Linked DNA regions of Homo sapiens: all the other regions are linked to region 2. Evidence: chromatin loops called from intact Hi-C (ENCODE). Cell type or tissue: PC-3. All regions are shown on one strand. Links, peaks and the distances in the headings refer to the core of each region. The heading gives the core; the rest is flanking DNA.

Region 1 (6,858 bases), core at 784-5,783, 370 kb after region 2:
CTCCAGATTTGGGGCCCTGAGTTCTGCCAAAACTAGTGGAGGCTTTGAGGGCAACAAATTACAGTGACTCATGATTGAGGCTTTTGGGAATTTCCACCCCAGAAACCTCTGGGCCTTTTAGGGGTTTTAAAGAATCACCTAGATATTTTAATGACACTCCTCATCCTTGAACTTGTCCTAATTTTGTGTTTTAATGACTTAGAGAATAATAACAAACTCGAACTCCTTCAGCTACCTTTTGTTGTCTTTCCCAATTCGGTTCAAAGTTCAGCTTTTCCTTCTACGTGATGACACAGCCCTCCCCATTTGAGAAGAGCATAGCTTTAAAAAAAAAAGTTAGAAACGAAATGCTTTGTTTTGTTTGTCTTAGGCAACAATAACTCAAATACACCTTAATTTTGGAAGTAAAATATTTTTAATATTGTACAGAAACAGGTGGTTTCCCAGGTAATTATTTTTTAAAAAGGCACTCAAATAAGAATGCTATCAACAGTGGCAGTGTTGGGTTTTTGGGGTTTAGGCCAAGTGAGACTTCATGGTTGCACTCTGATCAGAGGTTTGTAGGGTCAGACACTGACAACACACACACAGACACACACACACACATACAAAATAGGCATGCACAGTTGAAAGGAATTTTGGAGTTTGCCATTTCACTCTCTCCTGTCCAAATACAGGCTTTGCTTTTCCTTTCTTCTTTACAGTGAGATGCCTGATTGTCACCGTGTCCAGCCTCTCATCTGCTTTCTGGTTGGGAAAGTCCTAGCACAGGGAGATAGGTGGCATATGCAAGCTCACACTGTCAGTCAGTGGCAGGCAGGGACTGACTTCTGGGCCAGTGGCCTTTCTGCCTGGTCATCTGCCTGCTGCTTCTTTGGATAAAAAGAAAAATCTACATGCAAATCCTGCAATTCAAAAATATGATTCTTCTCCCTCTGAAACCTTCTCAACTTCACAGGCGACCTTGCAGGTGTGTGGTTTCCATGCCACATTATACAGTTATAAACCCAGGACAATGGGCCAGTCAACAACCATGTCCCCTCCACACACATGAATGGGAGCTGATGTCTGAGAACTTTTAGGAAAAAGTGGGGAATTCATATGCACACATCACTTTGGTAACTTTCTAACAAGTTGGTTCTGCTGTTATTGTTGTTTTAGTCAGCTCCAGCCAAGATTCTTGCTGCATCATGAAACATTTGCTTCCAAATTGGGTAAGTCACCCAGTGAGACACACCTGATAGTGAAGATAAGATTTTAGCAACAACTCCTGCCTTTTTGCTTTCATGAAGTTGTGTTTCACTAGAAAGCATTGCCTTTCCTAGGAATTTCATAAATAATTGACATTTTTTAAAAAACATTTTGGTCCCTTTGGTTGGTGGGAAGGGAGTAAGGAGAGTGGGGCTGGGGAGATGGAGAGGGACCAGGGAGAGAAGCAAGGAGAGGCTGGAGCAGGAGGAGAGGAGCCTTCTTCTTCTTTTTTTTTTTTTTTTTCTTTTTGAGATGGAGTCTCTCTCTGTCACCCAGGCTGGAGTGCAGTGGCGCAATCCCAGCTCACTGCAACTTGCCTCTGCCTTCCGGGTTCAAGTGATTCTCCTGCCTCAGCCTCCAGAGTAGCTGGGATTGCAGGCGCACACCAACACGCTCGGCTAATTTTTGTATTTTTAGTAGTGACAGGGTTTCACCAAGTTGGCCAGGCTGGTCTTGAACTCCTGACCTCAGGTGATCCGCCCACCTCGGCCTCCCAAAGTGTTGGGATTACAGGTGTGAGCCACTGTGCTCACCCGAGAGGAGCCTTCTAACGGGGAGAACGGGCAGGCTTAAGCTGTCCTGTGCAGCCCTGAGCTGCATCAAATAAATCAGCTTTATTTGATGATTTTCAACATCAGGGGGCTCAGATGACTCCCAATCCTTATTAGGTATCTGTAGTTCCATGCTGGCTGCTGTTTTTTCCATGGACTGTGGGAACCCAAGAATTTGTGTAATAATTTTGGTTAATTCTCTTAAGAACACACTCTTACTTCGACAGGATGTTTAGGAAGTGAGGCTTCTATTCTGATGTAGAGAGCCTTTCTCTCCCTCCAAGGGCTGCCAAAATTACCCCTCCATGGGCTGCCAATCTCTCTCCCCCTACATTCAGCCTCTTCCACACTGCAGGCTCTTTGGCACTGGTGTGGGGTCTGGGAGCTGAAATGTTCATCATTTCTCCCAGATATTAGCATGTCATCAGGTCCCACAATAGCACAAGGGGCCGAGTTTATATCAGAAGTCCATAGAGTAAAATGGGTCCAAGGCCTGTAGAAACCACCAAACTGAAATCCTTCCTAAGCCTGCAGGGGCAAAGTGGAGACAATCCCAATTTCTGCCCAGCAGAAACCGCTCAAGCTTGTGTAGATGAGAGGCCCCCTCCCAGTGTGAGCAGGCTAACCCGGGTCCAGAGCGGCGGAAGGAATCAGCGCTCCAGGGCTCCGAGAGTCGGACGATTGGCCCCGGGGAAGCCAGTTTGCTGGGAGGCCTGGTGACCTTGGCTGCTGAGTACCCCTCCAAGCACAGTCAGGGAGGCTATCAGGCAAGTCTACAATGGGTCAAAGAAGCGGATCCTCTGTCCTCTTGGTCTGCGACTTTTCCCATGAAGGACAGACCTCGTAGCCTACATCCCTCCATAAATTCAGATCTACCCCGTGAGTAAAAAAGAGAGAGAAGGGTAAGTCCCATTTAGGGTTTAAAGGATATGAGACCTAAAAGGAGCAGATGGTAGAATTTCAGGCATTATCTAGCAGGTGGCAGAGAATCTGGGGGAGTCCAGGCTGTGTCAGCGCTGCCTGACAAATCATCCTTCCACTCAGAACAGATGCTCCTGGACGCTCATATCCTTGTACTGTATGGAGACTGCTTCTCAGAGCTGACTCCATGTGATGTGGCTTTGTGTCTGCTCCCCTGAGGATGGTGGCTCCTCACTATCTGGGGCTGTTGAGCACTTGAGATGTGGCTGGTCTGCATTGAGGTGTGTTGTCAGTGTAAAATGCACACCAGATTTCAAAGGCTTAGCAAGAAGAAAAAAAGATTACAAAGTATCTCATTCCCATTTGGAAAGGAGCTCTTTGCTCTAGAGAGGTCCTGCAGCCTTTCTTTTTTGCTGAGAAGAAAATTTTGCAGTGAGTGTCCTCTGAGCAGGTAGGCCTACCTGTCTCTTCTGAAACTATTTTGAGAACTTGCTCATTACTTTCCTTCTCTTGTTAGTCACATGCTCAGAAGCACCTCAGAATTTCAGTAAAATTTCATTTCCACTGGACAGGAACCAAAAGGCCGAGAGTAGGCTGGGAGCCCCTGCTGACAGGAACCAAAAGGCCCAGAGTAGGCTGGGAGCCCCTGCTGACTAATTTCTAAATACTGGTTTCTGGTGACATCGTATGGCCACTTCTTGATACTACACCGGTCACAGGCTGTGTGCAGGTCCTGAGTTCTGCAGTCCTGATGTCACCCACCTCTTGCTGAGTGGGCCAGTGCATCAGAAATCCTAAACTTGTAGAAGGCTGTCTTTCCAACCTCCATTTCTCCTCTCACTTCTCTCCATCTCATTTCAGTTCTTCCACATCTATAATATTGGGCCTGTCACCCTAAACCACTGGGGAAATGGCTGTGGACTGAGGGTTAGAAGAACCTTGAGTAGAACTGAGTAGTTTTAGGAAAACCATTCAACATCTCTGGGCTTCTCCTCCTCAAGGTTATAGCGGATGACCTCTAAAGTCACTTCTGGCTTCCCAAGTTCATAAATCTAATGGTGGAATTTGAGACACTGATGAAGAAGACTCAAATACTGCCTCATTGGTGGTGACCTACAAGAAAGGCCCAGTCTCGAGTCTAACTCGCAGTTCAGGAGGTGACCCAAACATGGAGCTGAAGTGGCCAAATGTGATTTCTTTCCTTTTTTTTAAATATTGGATCTGTGTCTCTGGAGACCAACCATGATTTCTTAGGAGATGATAATACTCATAAATGCAATTGTTGTCAATTGTTGCATATATTATCTCATTTAATTCTCACAACAATCCCATACATTAGGCATTATCACAATTAAAAATACCTAATATATTTAACACATACAAGAGATATCTATGTATGTGGATATATATGTATACCTACCAATGAATGTGTTTAAAATCAAACCATAAATACTTAGGAACTACTTTCAAGAACTAGAACAACAGTGATTCTATGTTTATGAAACTCCAATACAAGTAAAAGTAAACAATATGTAATAAAGGCTGTTTTTAAAGGCAATGAAGGCCAGGCATGGTGATTCACACCGGTAATCAAAGCACTTTGGGAGGCCAAGGTGGGTGGATCTTCTGTATATACGTGTCTTCCCTGTCCCATTCCCTTGCCTCTGCCCAAACTAATCACTATCCTAAATTTTATATCTTTGCCTTTGTTTTTTTGAGACAGGGTCTCACTCTGTCACTCAGGCTGGAGTGTAGTGGCAAGATCATGGCTCACCGCAGCCTTGACCTCCTGGGCTCAGGTGATCCTCCTGCCTCAGCCTCTGGAGTAGCTGGGACTACAGCCACACACCAACATTTCCAGCTAATTTTCGTGTTTTTTTTTTGTTTTTTTTTTTGTAGAGACGGGGTTTCACCATGTTGCGCAGACTGGTCTTGAACTCCCGGGCTCAAGCGATCTACCCACCTTGGCCTCCCAAAGTGCTGAGATTACAGTTGTGAGCCACCATGCCTGGTCTTCTTTGCCTTTTAAAAACTGGTTTTATTACATGTTGTTTAGTTTAACTTGTATTTGAGTTTCATAAAAAATGATATTCTATGGTCGATGGGACTAGATTTTTCACTAAGTATTACTTCTCCAAGATTCGTCACTGTTGCATGCATGTAACAGGGCTTGAGTCAGGTTATCAGCTGTATAAGAGTTCATTGCTGGAATAAATCTCATTTTATTTATCTATCCCCTTGTCAGTGGACATTTGGGTTGTTCCTAGCTCTTTACTTCTGTGAACATTCTTGTTTTTGTCTCTTGGTATACATGTGTAAAAATATCTCTAGAACACAGTAAAAAGATTGGTGGTTGCCAGGGGCTTGGAAAGTGGTGGTGAATAGGTGAAGCCCAGGGAATTTTTAGGGCAGTAAAACTATTCTGATATATATATATATACATACACACAACATATATATAAAATATATATATAACATTATATATAATATATAATATATTATTATATATAATATATATAACATTATATATAGTATATATGACATATATAACATATATTATATATAACATATATAAAATATAACATATTATATATAACATATATAAAATATAACATATATTATATATAACATATATAAAATATAACATATATTATATATAACATGTATAAAATATAACATATATTATATATAACATGTATAAAATATAACATATATTATATAACATGTATAAACTATAACATATATTATATATAAAATATATTATATGTTATATATTATAAATAAAATATATTATATGTTATATATTATAACATATTATATAAATAATATATAATATATAACATATATTATATAAATAATATATAACATATATTATATAAATAATATATAACATAACATATATTATATAACATATAACATATAACATATATTATATATAACATATAACATATAACATATATTATATATAACATATAACATATAACATATATTATATATAACATATAACATATATTATATTATATATAACATATAACATATATTATATTATATATAACATATAACATATATTATATTATATATAACATATAACATATATTATATTATATATAACATATAACATATATTATATTATATATAATATATAACATATATATTATATATAATATATAACATATAACATATATTATATATAATATAATATATAACATATATTATATATAATATAATATATAACATATATTATATATAATATAATATATAACATATATTATATATAATATAATATATAACATATATTATATATAATATAATATATAACATATATTATATATAATATAATATATAACATATATTATATATAATATAATATATAACATATATTATATATAATATAATATATAACATATATAATATATAACATATAGCATATATAATATATAACATATAACATATATTATATATAACATATAACATATATTATATATAACATATAACATATATAATATGTAACATTATATATAACATATATAATATGTAACATTATATATAACATATATAATATGTAACATTATATATAACATATGTTATATATTTCAGCCTCAAGGAAGAGGATACATCCCTACCCACTAAGTGTGGGCTGGGCTGTGCATGATGCGTTTGTTCCCTCCACGGAGTATAGGGGAAAGAGTCACTTTACAGTGTCAAAATCTGACACATACTACCTCAGCTGGGTGATCAAGGTCAGTAGCAACAGTGATAAATCATGTTAGTACATGTCTTTCATATAATGATAAAAATGGCATTTTACCTCAGTGGTCTTCCTCCCCAAAGTCCATAACCCCAGTCTAATCATGAGAAACACATCAAATAGATTCCACAGAGAGACATTCTACAAAACACCTGACCAGTACTGCTCAACTGTCAGGGTCATCAGAAACAGGGGAAGTTTGAGAAACTCTCACAGCCAAGAGAAGCTTAAGGAAATATGTCAAGTAAATGGATGGGATCTTGGAGCAGAAGACTTTAGATAAAAGCTAAGAAAATGTGAATGAACTATGGACTTTAGTTAATCATGTAGCAATATGTAACAAGGGTACCATGCTAAGGTCAATGACAGAGAAAACTGGGTGAGAGA
Region 2 (6,858 bases), core at 612-5,611:
CTGGGGTGGGGAGATCGGGGAGGTATTGGACAGAAGACACAAAATTTTAATTAGACAGGAAGAGTAAGTTCAAGAGATCTACTTTATATTATAGTGACTATAGTTAATACCAATATACTGTAAACTTGAAAACTGCTAACATAATAGATTTTAAGTGTTTTAACCACACATACAAAAATCAGCTGGGCGCAGTGGCTCACAGTTGTAATCCCAACACTTTGGGAGGCTGAGGTGGGAGGATCGTTTGAGCCCAGGAATTTGAGGCCACAGTGAGCCATGACTGCACTGCTGCACTCCAGCCTGGGTGACAGATCAAGACTCTGTCTCTAAAAACAAATCAACCAACCAAACAAACAAACAAGCAAAAGATAAGTATATGAGGTAACGCATATGATAATTAGCTTGATTTAGCATTCCACAAAACAATTATGCTAATGGACTGCTCACCAGGGTCAGCTTCAGCCTGGGGGCTCCTTCCTGTCTGCTTCTGAGTTTGTTCCTGGTGCTTATGCTGCACATTTCTCCCTTTTCGAGCCACGCTCCTTTGCCCTTCCAGCTTATATGGCTCTCAGGCAATGTCCTGAAGGTCTGTAGAACCCAGGACCCACCAGGAAACGTGCCCATTCTCTTCACATTTGTATCTGGGACCCGAAGATAACAAAACAGAGCAGGGAAAGCCATCTTCCATGGGCTATAAAACAGGAAGGCTCCAAATGACAAATCAGAAGACCCATTCTTATCCTCCCTTTCTTCCCCCCACACTAAAGTTATTAGCATTGTCATTGTTATTAATGATTCGAAAGCAACCCATGCATTAGCCTTGGATCCTTTGCTGCTTTGACTCCGCAAGGGCTTTGTCATTAAGCTGGGGAATTATTTTCACTGTGGATTCAGTGGGACCAGGTGTTTTTCCATGTTCCGGAGAGATGTCATGGAATTCGGGGCCTTGGCAGAATAGCAGTCTGCCACAGATCAAGCCTGAGGGGTGAGGCCCCTCCTATTTCACTCCAGCTGTGTTTAATGCTGAGGAAACCAAAGTGGTTGGAAGACAGCCTTAACTTTTTCATTCTTATTGTTCTGGCTAAACTCAACACATCCCTCGGGGCCCCGATCAAACTCATGTCCTCTCAGGGGCCTTTTCCAAGTACACTGTCCCTTTTTATCTTTCCTTTCTTTGAGCAACTTGTGCCAGTACCGCAACAGGCAGTATGGCACCCTTGGGTGACCAAAATGGAAAAAGGTTATGGTGCTCACAAAAGCAATTCCCAAAAAGAGCTCTACCAGCTCATAAGATAAAGGCAAGAAAAGCCAGTACAGTTCTGATTTCTCCCCAAATTCCTTTACAGACTTTCAAAATATCAAATTCTACTTTTAATGGTGTTGTCTTCATTTCTTTGGCACGCGGTCTTTGCTGTTCTCTGAGTATGTGCTGTGTGGTCTGTTGGGGAATTCACTACAGGCATTGATGCTAAGGCAGAGGGGAGGGTAAGAAAGAAGAAAAAGAGAGAAGGATGGTTCAGAAGAAGAATTGTTGCCTGTTGTGCACAGACCCTCCACCTTTTAGTCCTAAGAAAGCAGCCTAGAGAAAGATGAAAAGGAAGGAGAAAGACAGGTGTGAGCTCCTCAGGGAACAGCCAGAAAACTGAAAAGGGAGAAAAGGCACTTTTAGACTCTCATCTCCAACTGCTCCTCATGCACAAACCTTCGGCAGCTCTTTGGGAAAATGCAGAGGTACAGCATGGCCAGAGACGACTCATGCAAGTTAAAACGTTCAGATCCCAATTAGCAGTGACCAGTGATGACACCAACTGGAGCAGTCACTTTTTTCTCAAAATAGAAGTGCCTGCATTTCCACATTCTTGGGTGTAAAGCAACTTTTATAAGATTTTCCCAGCCTAGGTATGTTTTATGGCTTCTCAACTCAGCCTGAAAATATTAATCAAGATTTAAAATATCTGACTTGGAAAGGCCTATAAATGTTCAGGGCTGTTGTGGAGGTGAGAGAAAAAGGACTGCAAAATGCAGCCTGAGAATTTCACCGAAAGCACTGCTTTCTGCATGAAAGCAGGACCATAAGAAACAGAAGCGAGAAGCGGATCTTTATAAGGGAAGGGTCCAGAGCACCATATCTTATCTGTTAAAGAGTTTTTCATCACAGGGCTAATAAGCATTCTAGAAAAGAGAGGTTCTGCTGATAAACAATCTAGAAAAATGCTGAATAAAACAAGTAAGTTTTTAAAAATGTTATTTTAATTGTAGGACTGCTCATATGGGCTCACTGCATTGTGACTGATGGGAAATCTTGTGTCAAGCATAAACTTAAAAAGACATTGAACAAACAATGGAACACTATTTGGGAAATGATCAGATGGCCCAGTAGGTGGAGGGACGCCTGTCTAGCTGGTATGGAGTGCTCTGTACCAGCCTAAATTGCCAACATCAATTATTTACTGGGGGATGGCATGAAGCATTTTCCTTGGCTGTTCTCATTTACAGTGCAAGAATCCTGGATAGACTCAACTTAGATTTTAACCCATGAGTTAGAAGAGAATGAGCATTTTGATGGAGGGAGGGATACTGAATTTGGACTATTTAGGGGGACTTGTGCAGAGAAAGAGCCTGGAGAACCTAGGGATGGGGTTGGTTTGAGAGGATGTGGCAGAGAGGAATGGCAGTCAAGGAGAGAAGAAGAAGAAGCAGATGGACACTGCTTCAGAATCACCTGAGAGACTTCCAAAAAAACCAATGCATGGGGTACCACCTCAGATCCATCTCAGGTGTGACCTAGGTCACAGTACTTTTTAAAATCTCACCAGGTGATTCACTTGTGCTACCAAGGTTGAGAACCATCCTTTAAGGTTTTACAATATGCTTGCAATTCTGATAGCTTCCACAAGGTGGTAGTTGATTTTAGTTTCATAAGCAAATAATTAGACTCACTCTGACAACTGAGAGAAAGCAAGATTAAAAATTATGCAAGCTTGTGCTTCCCATTACAATATATTTCTTCATAAAGATGAAAGCATGGATTTAATTAAGCTACAATGCCTACCTAGAAATAACAAACAACAATTTAGAAGATTTTAAATAAATGCAAACACCTAAATTCAAGGTGAACGCTCACCAAATTTTTAATTATAATTATTCACTACTTACCTTTTATCTTATTTCCAGGGAAGATTTCCTGCATTCACCTTCCCACCGGGACTTACACTCAACTTCCACTGGGAATTTCAGCTCTAGCTCACCAAGAGCAACCAAACAGTGAAGGGGGAGCCACCTCGCACTGTAACTGATGGAAATAGTGGTCACAGCAAGAAAAAGATTGTCTATGACAAGCAGTGAGCATCGCTTCAGGGCCTCTAACCCTGTCCCTATGCCCCAAAACAGACTGCAGGCAATTTAAAAGTCGTGAGAAATCTCAGTAATGCTTTCCAATCTGAAAAGAAGAGGACCAGAGCCAAGTGGAGCAGCTCTGAGGAAAGTGAAGAAAAAGTCATTGAGAGTAGGGACTTTGATGCGCTGCCATTGCCTCAGCAGAGGGAGGGTCAGACCATGGCAGGAAAGGCCACCAGAGCTTTCCATAATGCAGATGACTCTGCCAGGTTGGGGAAGAGGGCTCAGCTAATCCCACAGGACAGGATGCACCTCTGGCTGAGTGGAATGGTCGCTGGTACAGAACGTGTAAAAAGATCTCAGAAAAGAAAGCAGAACCGAGACTGTCCAGCCAGGGCTGTGCTCAGCTGCCATTAATCTTTTTTCTTCACTTCTGCATCGCTGAGTCACAAAGGAGCAGTGGATACGTAACATTGTCGCCTCACAATACAGCTCTAAGGAAAGACCTATAACTGTAATAGGTTCCTTGCCCGATGCATACAACAAGTCAATACACTAAAACACTGAGTTGCAGCACAGAAAGAGATTCAAAGGTAGGGTAGCTGAGTGAGGAGATGTTAGGAAACCTCAAATCCACCTCCCCAAGGAGATTGGAGGTAGGGTTTTTAAGAGTTTTGGAGTGGGCCAAAGTGTGGAGATCATTGATTGGTTAAAGAGTGCAGGGTAAAGTCATTGGATACAGAGATTAAGAAGCTGTGTTCTCATGCTGATCACGTTCCTCTGTGGGGGGTTGGGAAGGGGGACTTTAAAGTGGCTACTCGAATTTGGGGCTGGAAAAAACCTTCTTAAGTGATTCTTAAACAAAAACCTTATGATTCTAATGTCAGAGATCCTGTCTACAGGAACAATGAGGATGCAAGTCAGTTCCTAAACAGTCTTATGACCCTATATCAGAAATCCTACCTACAGGAACGATGGGGATGCAAGTGGCCACTATCTAGTGCTATGTGGCTTTTAGCAACAAGGAAGTGGGCCAAGGTGCAGTCTGATTAGTGCTTCACTTTAACTATATTTCTGTCCAGAACCCGGCACGCAATTGTTGTCACCCCTGTGGGGTTGGTTTCAGACAGAGAAGATGAGAAGGATTCAGAAAGAATGAACTCAATACTTCAAACAAACAAGGTCTGGACAAACATGGCCAGGTTAATCATGAGAAAGAAAAAAAAAGAAACGGCATGAGAACTGCTAAACGTACTACACCAGAAACACTAATACAATGATAATTGATAATCAAATGAAAAACACATATAACCTGCAAAGAAGCAGCTGAAGGACCCAGTCTGGAAGAAGATATGACTGAAGAAACAGTAGCAGGTTTCCCACAAGTACTTTATGCTATGGAAGAGCTTAGTAAGAATATTAAAAACAAGACTACAAAGGCAAAATTATTAAGTCTTTACAGTATTTTCTCTTGTTGCCCATAATAATAGCCTGAAGATATAACCTAATATTGGTTATGTTTTGCCCATCCTAAGGACCTAATAATTCTGCAGCATCTTTTCTAGGAGATAACTTTTTCCTATGTGAATCCTTCCTCTTAAAATCTAAACTTACTCTCTTAGAAAAAACATCAGTCTATAGACTGATTCTCAGATGTATACATCAAACCCTGTTATAACATTCAAAGTTAAGAGTTTCTCCTGTGCCCATCAGCCTACTTCACTCTTGTTTTTTAAATCAAACATTATACAGGCCTTTCATTAAGCTATTATGGTTTCTGAAGTTATTTCAGCACTTGAGTTTAGACATCTGCTCTCTTAAAATGCCTTATTTTTGTCTTTTCTCTCTAAACTTTTAGAAACACATTTAAATCAGGTTATAATAATTAATAAATATAGCTCCTCAATGGTTAAATAGTAAAAATAAACTTCAGGTTGGATCGCTGTGGAAACTCTGCTAGATTACATATTAGGTCTAAAACATAACTGAACCAACAAGAGATTATATAAAGGTATCACTGTGATAATAAAGAGACATTGTCTGTTCTATATTTCTGGACTCCAGAGGCATTTGTAGAAAGGGCAATTATTCAGTCTAGAAGATATCACAGTCAACTCTTGCTCATCAGCACATGTAGGAAAGAAGACCATCCAAACATCATTCTCCTGTGCTTTGAGCTACACATTATGTTCTGGTGACAACCAATCAATCAACAGACATTTGGTGCCTGCGGTAGGTTCAGCACCAAAATGAACACTGCAAACCAGCTTGACATCCTAGTTACAGTTGCAGAGGTAAATGTTGTAGGAGTCTGAATGTCATCCAGGAAAATGGGGAGGAAGACCCAGAGAGGGTGGAGTAGTGGAAAAAAACAGGCTGGAATTAAAAGTTGGTCAAACGTAATCCATAAACAGGAAAATCCTCTCCTGCAGAGTTGAGAGTTGACTACATAGATGCAGACCAGGCCAAACTAGTCATGACCTGCCCTGCACTGTGGGTAGCTCAGATCGTGAGCACAGCTGAAGTCATTATTCCTGCAGCAATCCCTTCTGCTCAAGGACAGTACCGCATCCTACCATACAGGCATGAAATGCTGGGCCACAGGGCTGCTGTCATGAGTTTTGCTCATTCTCCCATCCCCGAGCTGCTAGACAATGGAGATTCTGAAGGAAGTGTTGCTACATTTTGTGGCTGGCCCAAACTACAGCATTCAGATTGTACTGTACCCCAGTGGAAACATTGAATGACTGGGAGAGCCTTCCAAGGGGTTTGCCCTCTGACATTTCCTTGGCTTGAAAAGTTTTGTTGCTATTTCTGCAAAGCTGCCTGTTAATGTATCTGAGCTTGGGGGAGGCTTCCTGAGACCATGGTAATGCCTGGTGGAGCCTAAGTAGCCACCCTTCACCCTTTGCCTAAATTGGTAATTTTAACTCTGGGGACTTTTTAGAATATCCTGGGAAGATTTTAAAATATACCTGTAGTTGGGCCCACTTGAATCTCAGTCTCTGGGTGTGCAGGCTAAAGGCTAAACAATTCTTACATGCAGCCAGGGCCGAAAACTGATTATTAAGGGCACTCTTTAAGCTAATTAATCTCTTTTTGTTGTCTTCCAAAAGTATCCTCCAAATCCCTCCTCAAAATTCTATTGGAGGCCAACCCACTTGTCAGGAGCCCCGGGTCACAGCCACCCCACCCTCTGCTGCTGGGCGGTGGCACTGCCATGTATGGGATCCTCATTGTGCATCTTGCTGTCTCTTGGTTGCCTGGAGCCCCCTTCCTAGGACAGAAAGGAACATTAGTGGAACGTACCTGGCCTGTCACTCTACTGGTGAATCACCATCTTCACTAGTTCTCGCCACACTCCTGTGAGAAGTTGCTCGCTTAGCAAAAGAGAAAACTGAGGCCCACAGAAATAAGGAACTTGGGGACCATATTCTTCCACCTGCTACCTCAGTGCCCTGAGCCAAAGGTGTCTCAGGTGTCTTCTCAGTTGGAACTTTTCTTGTCCCTGAGATCTCCTCA
Region 3 (6,858 bases), core at 968-5,967, 360 kb after region 2:
GGAGCCTTCACTGGCCCCCCTCGGAATTTCAAACCTCGCTGGGACTGTATCACACAGCCAGACAGGCCTCTGGAGCTGAGAATTTTAGACTTCGCTGCTCCGGGAAGCAAGAGGACTACATACAATTCCCTATTTATTTTTCTTCACTTTAATCTGACATCCCGCTTTTTATGCTTACACTGAATCCTACCCAAACCCCAGAACCCAGACCCGAATTTGGGTTTAACCCCTTTCTCTTTCGCCGAAAAAAAGAAAAAATCCGGAGTTAATTCAATGTCTACGCCTGAATTTTCTTCTATTTTTTTATTTTGCTTTTCTCCCTGTATGGCTCCCTCCCACTCCCCAAAAAATTCCCCGAGGTCGGTGTTCTCAGGCCTAGGGGACCCTCTCCCACCCCTGGTCCCCACCTGTCCGAGTGGCCGCTCTCGCCTGGATCCGGCTTGGCGCGTTCGGTGTCCACACAGACTGGCCTTGGGCTTGTGAGAGTGTGGGAGCGATTGAGGAGGGGCCAGCGCGGCTTCTGGGTTCTGCTACCCCCACCCCTCCGCTCAGTCCGTGGTCTCCAGGAGGTCTGAACCCGACTTCAAAGCTGGGAACGGAAAACGCCAGAAAAGAAGAAAAAACACAACATCCAAGTCCTTTGTGCAGGAACGCCCCCGTGACTCCAAAACCGTTCTTTTTGCTTGTCCCAGAATTAACTGTCTTCCTTCTCTTCCCTTTGACTCCTGTAGGGGTGCGGGTGGTTGTCCCGGGGCTCTTTTCCCACTGACCCTGGAAAAGGAGACAAAAGTTCGCGCACCTGGCTCTCGGCGCCTAGGTTTTCTGCCTCTGCCGGCCCCGGAGCCCGATCCAGGCCGCGCCTCCCTGTTGCCCAAGGGGCGTGCATCTTTGGGACCCTCTTCCCGGGGAGGTGCAAGAAAAGCTCCGGGTTCCAGCAGAGGTCGGCGCTGCAGGGCCCAGGCGGGAAGATGTGGAAGGAAAAAGTTTAGTACAGAAGGTGGGGCGGTAAGGGAACGGAAAGTCTCAAGAGCCTGGGAGCGGGGGAGAGGGGCGAGAACCCGTCTGTCTCCCCCACCCCGCCCACCTCCTTCCTCGTATTGAATCGGATGCGGGGGGCGGGAGGGGGTCACTGCAATGCCAAGGCCTTCTCGGGCCATCTTCCCTGTTCCCCTGCTCCAGCAGAAAGCTGGGAGGGGAACGAGTGTGTAGCCCCGCGCGTGCGTGTTTGTTCGTGACTCAGAGGCTCTGGGTGGGTGCGTGAGTGAGTCCAAGTGTGTGCCCGAGTGTGCACGCAAAAATTGCGTTCGTTTTGTCTCTCTAATTCTCGTGTGGTTGCGCTTTGCTGTGTCGGTGTGAAAGTGTGTGTGCGTGTCCACGTGAATAGTCTCCATGTGTGCGTGTCAGTGAGTGAATTTGTGTGAGAGCTGGGGAGTGACCGAGGTTTTGGAAGTGAAATATGTGAAGTTGGAACGACCCTAGGCTCTGACCCCAAACCTCACCTTTTACCCTATCTCTCCCTCCAAACCACCCCCTCCACCCCCGCCATTGAACTATGCCAGGGAAGAGGAGACAGTTGTTTAAACCCGGATTAAAATAGCAACTGGTTTTTTGTTTCCCACCAAGACCCACCTCAGCAGCTCTGAGCCCTGATTGAGGGGAGGGTGGGCCACACGTGCCAAGGTCAAGATCAAAGGGACCTTAGGGAGCGCAGAGACCAAAAGCCCGCTCCACAAATGAGGCAACTGAGACCCGAAGAGAGTAAGGGACTAGGTAGGGATCCCACAGAGGCCGCCACTGGTCTCAGAGCTCGCCAAATCCCGCTGGGAAGCCGCGGGCGTCCCAGTTTTGTTCTGCAGCCTGAGTCCCAGATGAGAGCGCGGGGGATGACGGTCTCCTACCCCAGGCTTCCAACTCCACTCCATTCACCCCCAGGAAGGGTTCACCCCCTTCCCGGTGGGTGTCGGAGGTGGGAGGAAGGAGGGAAGGTGATCTCTTGGGGCTGGGAATGTAGTGGGGCTGAGGGCGAGAGGGAAGCACAACCCCTCCCCTTGTCGGATCCCACTTAGGGCTCCTAAGATTCCCACCTCTCCTCCACCCACCAGGGGGTTAGCAGCATCCTCTTCGCCCCCGCTACAACTGTCCAAGCGTGAATGGTAGTTAGGGGTAGGGGGCTCGGTAAAGGGAAGGCTGGGCTCACTTCCTGCGGGGGGACTGGGGGTAGGGATGGGGTAGGGGTGGAATACCGGCCACAAAGCCATTCCAGGCACGTCCCTCCCCTCCCGCGCCGATGACTCCCGCCCCAAAATTGTTATGCAAAGGAGTCAAGTATGTGATCTTCTGGCGATCAAAGCGGCAAAGCCAAATATTAGAGGAGCAGTCAATAATGGATGAGCAGATTAAGAAACCCATCTCGCGGACAATTATCGCCGCAATTGAAAAAGCTCACTTTTTCCCTTATTCTCCATCCCACCCCCATTTATAAAAGAAAAAAAAAATAGGCGGAAGGATGGGGGCTGGGGCTGGCAGCCGAGGAGGCTGCAGGGACGCGCATGGAAGAGCCGGTGCGTGGGAGGGTTTGCGGGGGGGACATCGCGCCCCCTAGGGGTGACCCCAGTGGGTCCCGTGTGCTCTCCGCGGAGCCGGCGGAGCCTTGTCCTCTGCACCCGGCGCGCAGCGGCCCCTTAAACAGTGGAACCGTGAGGCCGCTCTAAGCCGAAGGGCTGGAATCTGGGTTTCTCGGGTTTTATTTTAGACCATTCGGCACCAAGCCCGAGCTCCCCCGCCGCACCGCTTCCAGTCCCCTTTCTTTCCATAGAGCGACCCGAAGCCGGCGGTGGCGCAGGGAGCCGAGTCTGATGAGCTCGCGGGCGGCTGAAGGCCGGCTTCCCTGTGGGGAACGCGCCACCTGTCGGCGCCAGTGAGAACTGCGTCTGTGTGGCGCCCTCGGGGTATTCGGGGCTGCGGGGAGATGTGTGCCTGAAGCCCTGCGCTTGCGGTGGGGACGTCCGGCCTCTTTCCTGGCAATTGACCCCTGAGGCGGGAGAGACAACGGAATTCCCACAAAGGGATCCTTCTCGGGATCTCCCCACCTCAAGACAGCTAAAGCTGGAGGAAAAGCCCCTCCGGGGGGTGGGGGGTGCGGGTTTGCCCTGCGATTCCGAAAGCAGAAAATACCCGAGCCACACAGGGACGGGCGCCGCGTTGGTAGTCGGGGCTACGTTCCTACTCCCTCTACCTCCCCCGCGCTGTGTGACCCTGGGCGGAACCCCGCTGCTCTCTGGGCCTCAGTGTTCTTATTCGTAAACTGAGGGCGTTGGATGAGATTGGTCCTCTCCCAACTCTGACCTTGAAACTGATACTGAATCTGAGCAGCGTCTGTAGACACCTGTGCCTTGCCTTCTATTTCTAGCCTTGAATAAATCCTGGACTTTTATGTGCCATTTATATCCTAATCTCATATATATTTAATGTATAACTGCTGCCATTATTGTTTTCTCAATTGTCTAGGTTTTCATTTGGATGGGGTTAGGATGGTCCAAATTATCCCGATAAGTGCCCATTAACTTAAACCTTTTTAAAAAATGAAACCAGTAAAACTTCATTCACTTTGCAGTGTGGACACTGCTGGAGAGCACCCATGTCGTGGGTCCAGCGAGGACACAAGGAGGGGCTTAGAGACATGCGGGAGGCTTAGATGAGAAGACAGCACCCGGGCAGCGGTCAGTGTTAGAGAGAGGACCCGTAAGAAGGGCCGAGGCTAGAGGGAGAGCGAAGACTGAGCCAACGACGCACCTGAGCCCTGGGGTGGGGGTGGAGACGTGGCTCCTAACCCAAATCTCCCTGCCAGGCAGTGTCCGACGAGCATCGACGGCAGGCGTCGAGACCAGTGCAGGGTAGCTCAGACCTCAAGCCACGCTTGACCTTTCCATGAAATGAATAAAACTCGAAAGCCAGGGAAAGGGGACAGTACTTTGATCCGGAGATCGCTTATAACCTCTGCTTGGAGTTCCGAGTTCGTGCGGCTCAAGGGAGGCTACAGTCCAGCAAGCTCTGGGCTCCAAGCGTGGGGACGGCAGCCCCCAAGCTTGGCGCACCCCTCGGGAAGCCCCGGAACGGTCCTCGCCAGACATAGCCGGCTGTCCTGGTCCTTAGCTTCAGGCTGGCGGCGCAAGGCCAGAGCGGCTGCCTTCTAGGCACCTGGGTGGAGGTCTCGCATAGCATTCCCTGAGAAGCGAAACTGCCCTTGGGGCCGCAGCGAGCCTGCCACATCGAACTGGAGACCCTCTGCTTTCGGGATAGATGGGACGTTTCTGCTCTGTCCTTCTTGGAGTCCCGGAATCGTTCTGGGGCCGCGTGCTGCCTGGAGGCGGTGAATTTCAGGGTCTTGAGAAGCCGCGCACACACGGGATTCTGGGCGAGCGTCCCGTCTCTTAATTCCTATTAAGAGACGGGAAAATCGAGGGACTGGAGGTCCCATCATTGTCGCGTGAGCAGCCTCCTGAACACCAAGCGAGACCTGAGGGTTCCGCTGGGGCCTCGCCCTGACACCCGGGCCCTCCGTGTGGTCGAGAGTTTGCGCCCGCTCCCGCTAGGGCAGCGAGGTCCCACTTGCGGCCGGCTGGGGCATGGTGGCACCGGTTGTCTACTCCCCACTTGTGACACCGACAGCTTCCAACTCCTCAGACCCACCCCGTGGAATTCTGGACTTTGTGAGGGCCGCCGGGGTCCTGGCCCTGGGGTCAGCTGCCATCTGACTAAGCCAGGACGGCGGAGCTCCAGGCCTTGCTCCAGCACTGCCGGTGCGTCGGGGCCCGCGGAGAGCCCAGGGCGGGAGCTGTGGGCTGAGCCGGGTGGCCGCGTGGACACAGATGCCCGGCCGGACTGAGCGGCAGCCAAGACTCTCCGTCCATCCCGCCGCTGGACTCGACTCTCCCAGACCCGCCACGGAACCCAGATTTGAGCACGCAAGATAAAGACGCCAGAGGCGAGTGCGCGGCGGAGAACTGGCCGCGACACGGGAAGCTTCTGGGGCGCAGAACGCTGGCTCCGACTCGCGCGGCGCAGACCAGCTTCTGTGGTTGCACTCAATTGAACAACAGGCGGATTTACGTTAAACTTTGTTTTCACCTTTCACTAAGATGTTTCCAATTTACCAAGGGGATAGAATGAGAGACAGAGATGTGAGAGATACAGAGAGAGAGATAGAGAGTGCAGGGTCGGGGGAGGAGGCAGAGAGCGGAAGCGGTTCTCTTTAGGGGTCTCCACCTTCAAAAGACGACGGAACGATGGTAGCCAGCTCAGGATCTATCAGGTGCTAGCCCTGGGCTGCCTGGCTCTGAAGGCTTCACCTGGTGGGCTGGCTTGGGCATTCCTAATGGGCATGCCGGGAGCCTATCAAGGTATGAACCAGCATACTCTCCCTTTTACAAAGGAGGAAACTGAGGTCGGAGAGGCTAAACCCGCCCCAAGCGCATGCCCATACCAAGCGGGAAACGAAGCACCGAATATTTCCCCAGCTCGTAGGAAGCCAGATGGGGGCCAGTTCCCTCAGGAGACGCTCCAAGTCGCCCTGCGGGCTCCAGGTGGGGACAGGAGTTATAACCTTCCCTGCCCTTCCCCCTGCAACACACGCGAGGTCTCAGCGCTCCCAGGCGCTCCAGTGGGGCCGCGTTCCCCGCCAGGGTGGGTCAGGGGAATACTCTGCCTGCGCCCTCTCCGAGGGTCCGCGCAGAGCGAGCGCCTCTTTAGGTGGGGCCTCTGGCTCCGACCCCTGCTCCCAACAGGGATCTTCGTTTGCATCACCCAGAGGAGCTGGCCAGAGAGCCGCGCCGGAGGCCGCATCTCCCCTTGTTGGTATTGTTGTCGGCTTGCTTTCTTCTGGCTTCCCAGCTCAGTGACCCCGGAAAGGGTCGAGCATCCGACTCCGGCATGCTGGTTGGCTGCCCCCGGAGGCGGAGGTAGGGGGCCAGAAATGCTGACCTGGGCAGGCCCCCAGCCCTGAGCTCCTGGGGTGGACATCTCAGGGTCCCGGGCCTCCAAGCTCATGGCCGGTCTCCGCGGCGGCGGGGTGACCCACCAAGGGCAAGACTTTTTCAGACTTGCCTATGGTCACCAGGCAATGACTCCGACTGGTACGTGAGGGAGCTCGGGTCCCACCTTGAGGACAAGGCCCAGCCTTCCCCGGAGCCGCACCTCAACTGTCAGGGTGCAAGTGGTGGTGATCCGGGAGCAGTCGAGGCCCGTGACAAAACCAGGATGACCCAGCGTTTTCTAACCGCGCTGAGGCAGTCGCCTCTCCGGGTCGCTCCACTCCCGGACTCCGGCAGCCTGTTGGCCTTCCTGTCACCACCTCGCATGGAGCACCCTGCCCTAAGCCCTGGAACTGGGCCCCTGGCTCGCAAGGAAGAGGGTGGGGGTGGGGTAGGGAGGAAAGGCCGGGAAGCCTGCTAGAGAGAAGGAGGTGACTGAGGGCCAGCATCGCCAGGAGGCATAGTTCCACTAGTCCCCAGTCCCATGGTTCCACCTTGACCCCAGTTCACCTGCAGGGCGGCAGGGAACTCCTCTGATTCCCGAACCTGCAGCTGGTGCTGCACTGGAGGGGTTTCCGTTGGTCCAACGCACCCCGGTGAAGGGAATTCCCTGGAGAAGAGAGAGGAGGTGCCAGAACCTGGCTGTAAGGGGGGTGCAGGTGTGCAGAGAGAAGCGGGTTGTCCCGGGCTGTGGGTCCTGCAGCGCAGCACCTGAGACTTCAGTTTCCTTCCTTTTCCTTACTCCCGTAGTCTTCCGGGACCCTAGCTGCCTCGCGACCCCTCCCCTTCTTCTTCCCTGGGGTTTCTTCTTTAACCTAAAGAGCAGAAT

What was found. A loop is a pair of places that touch in the nucleus more often than their neighbours do. Peaks named below come from ENCODE experiments on the same cell type or tissue, not always from the same donor. Only the 100,000 strongest peaks of a DNase experiment are listed, where the experiment ranks them.
Region 1: a loop joins it to region 2, with 10 times the contacts of the local background. A loop is called at or near these places in 9 of 110 quality-filtered maps.
Region 3: a loop joins it to region 2, with 18 times the contacts of the local background. A loop is called at or near these places in 9 of 110 quality-filtered maps.

The regions. Positions count from the first base shown.
Region 1 is chr2:118,861,906-118,868,763 of GRCh38, forward strand. No RefSeq gene overlaps it. Among named protein-coding and RNA genes, the nearest start is that of EN1, 18 kb to the left of the region's middle. In PC-3, for the core only: CTCF peaks have their summits at 3,413 and 3,612; a DNase peak (open chromatin) is centred at 3,406.
Region 2 is chr2:118,489,652-118,496,509 of GRCh38, forward strand. LOC105373579 (a long non-coding RNA gene) reads right to left here and starts at 3,756. Exons shown (of 3, transcript XR_923251.3): 1 at 3,157-3,756; 2 at 448-691. RefSeq lists enhancers at 38-598, 599-1,158. In PC-3, for the core only: a CTCF peak has its summit at 2,891 (motif pointing right); no DNase peak of the experiment used is centred there.
Region 3 is chr2:118,852,929-118,859,786 of GRCh38, forward strand. No RefSeq gene overlaps it. Among named protein-coding and RNA genes, the nearest start is that of EN1, 8.7 kb to the left of the region's middle. RefSeq lists enhancers at 467-1,002, 4,499-5,260, 5,261-6,022, 6,023-6,782. In PC-3, for the core only: a CTCF peak has its summit at 2,851; a DNase peak (open chromatin) is centred at 2,873; H3K4me3 peaks cover 1,478 bases; H3K27me3 peaks cover 1,137 bases.